Linked DNA regions of Homo sapiens: region 1 is linked to region 2. A link is an interaction called in ENCODE POLR2A ChIA-PET data of the cell type or tissue named here. Cell type or tissue: GM12878. All regions are shown on one strand.

Evidence for each region. Peaks named below come from ENCODE experiments on the same cell type or tissue, not always from the same donor. Only the 100,000 strongest peaks of a DNase experiment are listed, where the experiment ranks them.
Region 1: POLR2A ChIA-PET joins it to region 2 with 6 read pairs; 2 of 35 experiments call an interaction of 5 or more read pairs at or near these places.

The regions. Positions count from the first base shown.
Region 1 is chr15:65,336,333-65,338,832 of GRCh38, forward strand. All of the region lies in intron 2 of IGDCC3 (immunoglobulin superfamily DCC subclass member 3), which reads right to left. Among named protein-coding and RNA genes, the nearest start is that of RNU5B-1, 33 kb to the left of the region's middle. RefSeq lists an enhancer at 1-82. In GM12878, no CTCF peak of the experiment used is centred here; a DNase peak (open chromatin) is centred at 950.
Region 2 is chr15:65,541,447-65,543,946 of GRCh38, forward strand. All of the region lies in intron 1 of HACD3 (3-hydroxyacyl-CoA dehydratase 3), which reads left to right. Among named protein-coding and RNA genes, the nearest start is that of HACD3, 12 kb to the left of the region's middle. In GM12878, no CTCF peak of the experiment used is centred here; no DNase peak of the experiment used is centred here.

The sequences.
Region 1 (2,500 bases), 210 kb before region 2:
TTTCAGCAGCTTTCAGATTCGTTTTTGTAAATTCTCCCTAAGGCAGGCAAGGGCTCAGATCCTCAGTGCTTCACATTTTATAGAATTGGAAGCTGAGGCTCAGAGAAGGGAAGCAATTAGTCCTTTGTTGCCCAGCAGGGACACTGGTCATCAGGCCCTGGTTACCAGGGCCCGGGAGCTTTTTTTTGGTCCCTCCTTCTCCTACTCCTCCCACCCCCAGTTCATCTGCAGTCTCTCGATGCACCCCAAGAGGGTGTTGCATCCATCCAAGGTGACAAGCCTCTCAGAAGACTGTCAGACCTACCAATCTACATTTCAATGTGTCATAAATATTCAGGGACCCCTCCCCACCTTTTGGGGATCTGAACTAACTGCTTGAACTCTGGTCTGCAGAGATCATCAGTGCAGAGGGGCTGTGGTGCACCCTCCCCTCCCAGTTACAGGCTGGTTAAGTGTTTCTGCCCACCCCCGTTTCCACCCATGCCCAAACCCCACCCTGTAATGCCTGGGGAAGGAGCCCCTCCCACTCGGGTTCCCAGCTTCAGCACCAGGGCTGCGATTTCATTAAAATCCACTTTGCTTCAAGTGCAGGAAGGCGGTACACCATCTGTCCAGGCAGGCAGCCCCTCGTCTCAGGCACTCCATCAACTGGGACAGTCGCTCCCCTCCCAGAGGAAGCCCTCCCCCACAGCAGCAGGGACACTGGAGCTCGTCCTGGCTCCTGCTCCTGGCTCCCTGGTGTGGGCAGGCCACCCTCCCCGTGGCCCCCATCCCCCATCTCAGGCCCCCTCAATCCACCAGCCTGATCTGGCCTCCAGGGCAGCCCAAAAGGCGAGCCTTTGTGCCCTTCCACCCAGAGTCTCTGGGGGCTGGCTCCTTTGTGGCGTGTTCTCCATCTCATTTGCATGTGGTTCATTAAATATAAACATGCATAAAAATCACCGCCCTGCCTCCTCGTCTTTGAGGGCCTCCTGGGAGTGTGTCTGATGGGTGTGTGCGCCTCTTTGTACATGTGTGCGGGGCTGTGTCTCCGTGTATGTGGTCTGAGTGTCTGTGTCTGGACGGGAATCCGTCCACTGCTGCGGCGGGTGTGTACCTCTGGTTCTGTGCAGGTAATCAATCACACACATCCCCACGTAGGTACAGCCCTTATAAACAGTACCTTGGGGCCCTGGGGGTGGGAGGTGGGGGCAAGTGTCCCAGCTGGTGTTCCCATCAGGCTTGGTGAGAGGATCCCCAGGGAGCACTGGGAGGTGGGCCTTCCCGGCCTCAGGCCAAAGGCTGTGTTTGGCCAAGGGAGGTAAGTAAGCCCAGGGACTTGGGGGAGGGGGCCGAGGTGCTGCTGGAGCCCCTCTACTGCCTCTAGCCCTCCACCTCCAGGAAGGCAACTGGATGCCATGAGCCCAGGGAGTGGAGAGGGCACCCAGGCTCCCGGGTCAGCTGTCTACATCCCCCAGGCCCTGCTCCTTCGAAGATGGGGAGCTGCCAGCCTCCTCTTCACTCCAGCTGGATAGGAGTTCCCAGTCCCCCAGGGACCTGGGGTGGGGACTAATGGCTCTGCTGACTACAGATGCCTCCTCATTAAGGAACAAATCCTTTTGTGCTTCTAGCCCCATCCTGGGCTCCCTGGAGGCACCCAGTGCTAGGAGCTGGCCTGAGGAAATATACAAGGGAAAGGGCTGCCTCTTATCAGGGCGCTGGGGATGGAGAAAGTCTGGCTTCCACTGCCTGACTCCCTCCTCCTCCCCTCAGCACTAAGCAGCCACAGCACAGTTGGACATGGTGCTAGAGCTGGAAGGGTCACAGGTATGGAGCCAGTCTGATATCCGTCACTGTGCATAGTGCGACTGACTCCTAAGGGTCCCCTGGATGCACTTAAGCCCACCTCCTGCTCACATTTCCCTTCCGTCAGAGCAGCACCTTGCTGTACCTCTCGATCAGCTTGACTTGGTTACAGTTCTGCTAAACATTTAATTTGAAGGGTAGCTTTGCCTTTAAGAGTAATTGAAAACCATGAATCTGAAGCTAATCTCTTTATTTTAGGAAAGGGAAACTGAGGCCAGGCTCTCTGCTGGGATGTCCCTTAGTTTTCCAGCAAGTTTCTCACTCTCCAAGGCCAGGTAACTGCAGAGTGGACTGCATGCTGGACTAGCTTCTTCTCACGGTGTGGAGGAAAGGTAATGAGCTCTAGGGAAGGCTCTTCACCCCCACCCCTGGGAGCCCAGCTGGCTGCACAGGTGTGGTCCAGGAAGGGCAGGTGCAAGAGGGAGGGTGTGGTCCTCTTCATCTGAGGCTCCTCCTTCCCTCCCTTCCTTATACCCTCTCTCAACTCTTTGGTCAGTCCTGCATATTCCTTAGGCGTCCTAGGATTTCTGTGAGACCCTGGGCAGGCAGCATCCTCTCAGCCACAAATGAAGGGAGTGGATGAGTCGCTCTTCAGGGCCCCTCCAGCCCTGCCTCCTCATCTGTCTTCATGAACAGGATCCACAATCTCTGGGCC
Region 2 (2,500 bases):
TCCAGTGAGGGAAAACACACATCGTAGGGAAACATGTGGTATCTCAGTAAGATGGTGTTAAAAAAGACCTTGTTATATAGGATTTGGGCTTTGATTATGTGATGGCGGGGGTGTCTAAGGAAGTGGGGTCCGCTATAGATTGGATGTTGACAGAAAGCAGGGACAGTTCTATGATTTGGTATTTTGTGGTTGGCATAGTGACCTGTCATTAGACAAATTTATGCAATGGTCTTGTTTTGTTTAATTTTACCATGGTCTCATAGTAACCTCAAGTTGGTTGGTATTCTTTGAAATTGTCTGTGTCCCCAAAAGGGGGAATTAGAAGATGATACAAACTTTTACATACACCCAATTGAGTATTATACAGCTATAACAAGAAAGAGTAAGGTCTTTATGAGCTGATAAGGATTTATTTAGGTGAAAAAAAAAGCAAGATGTATAAGAATGTATATTGTATGCTAATTTTTGTATAGAAAGAAGGGAAAATAAGAATATCTGTTTTGGCCGGGTGCGGTGGCTCACGCCTGTAATCCCAGCACTTTGGGAGGCCGAGGTGGGCAGACCACGAGGTCAATAGATCGAGACCATCCTGGCCAACATGGTGAAACGGTGTCTCTACTAAAAATACAAAAATTAGCTGGGCGTGGTGGCATGTTCCTGTAGTCCCAGCTACTTGGGAGGCTGAGGCAGGAGAATCGCTTGAACCTGGGAGGCAGAGGTTGCAGTGAGCTGAGATCATGCCACTGCACTCCAGCCTGGCGACAGAGTGAGACTCCATCTCAAAAAAAAAAAAAAAAAAAGAAAAGAAAAGAATATCTGTTTTGTATGTTTGTTTGAGACAGGGTCTCACTCTGTCACCCAGGCTGGAGTGCAGTGGTGTGATCCTGGCTCACTGCAGTCTCCACCTCTCAGGCCCAAGTGAACCTCCTACCTCAGTCTCCCAAGTAGCTAGGACTACAGGCACATGCCATCACGCCAGGCTAATTTTTGTATTTTTTGTAGAGACAGGGTTTCACCATGTTGCCCAGGCTGGTTTTGAACTCCTGAGCTCAAGCGATCTACCCACCTTGGTCTCCCAAAGTGCTGGGATTACAGGCATCAGTCACTGTGCCTGGATGAAAATAAGAATATCTAAATATATTTGCAAATTTTTGCAAAACACGCATATACAGAGAATAGATAAACCAGAAATGAATGAAATGGTTACCGGTATGTGGGGAATAGGAATGTGGTAAAGGAGGATGGGTTTGGGAGCAAGACTTCTGAGGAAATCATTTTATAAAGTTTGAATTTTGAACAATGGGAATGTTTTACATATTCAAAGATAAAATTGTCTTAAAAAAAACAGGCCGGGCTTGGTGGCTCATGCCTGTAATCTCAGCACTTTGGGAGGCTGAGGCGGGCAGATGACGAGGTCAAGAGATAGAGACCATCCTGGCCAACATGGGGAAACCCTGTCTCTACTAAAAATACAGAAATTAGCTGGGTGCGATGGCATGTGCCTGTAATCCCAGCTACTCAGGAGGCTGAGGCAGGAGAATCGCTTGAACCCAGGAGGCAGAGGTTGCAGTAAACCGAGATCGTGCCACTGCACTCCAGCCTGGCGACAGTGGGACTCTGTCTCTCTAAAAAAAAAAAAAAAAGAAAGAAAAGAAAAAAGCAAATTAAATAAACAGAACCAAAAGGACCTAACTGTGTATCAAATTGATGACAAAATCTTACAGATAAATTAATCAATACACATAATATTTGAACACAGTACTCTGGTACTTTAGTAGATCATGTCCTTTTTAAAAATCAACCTTCCCCCCTTTTAGTGGAATATATTCTAAGGACAAAAAGAACTGCAATTAAATGTTACACTTACAAGGGTTATTTCTCCCTTTTCTTTTTTTTTAAATTGAATACAAATTTTCTTTTTTCTTATTTTCCACAGGGAAACTTCTGCAAGTAATTAGTAGGTTTATTGTTGGTAAAAAATATTGATATTCTAATTCTGAAACTTTTTTGGGATAAAACAAATATATAAATGTACTAATGTTATTAGGAAGCTTTTCACTGTAAAAGATATAAATCTTAAATAACAAGGTAGGGAGAAGCCTTGTAAGAGCTTGAATTGGAAACTTCACTATGACATCGTTTTTTAAATTCCTAGCTAGCCCACTGAAAGATGAACATTGACTATACCTCAGTGTACTTAGATCATGGCTTCTACATTACCATTTCCAACCAAAGAAACTATGCCTCCTTGAAAAAATGGCCAATTATTCCAAATCTGTGCCAGAAAAAGAACAGTATCCTCAAAAGCTACACGGTCATGTCAGAATCATACAGGACTTGATTTGAAGGGATTTCTACTGGCCAAGTTTGTGACAATTTGAACATCAACAAGAGTAATAATGGTAATGGAATTTGGCTGAGTGGATCACAAAAGAAAATCTGTGAGTCGGCGGGGCGTGGTGGATCACACCTGTAATCTCAGCACTTTGGGAGGCCGAGG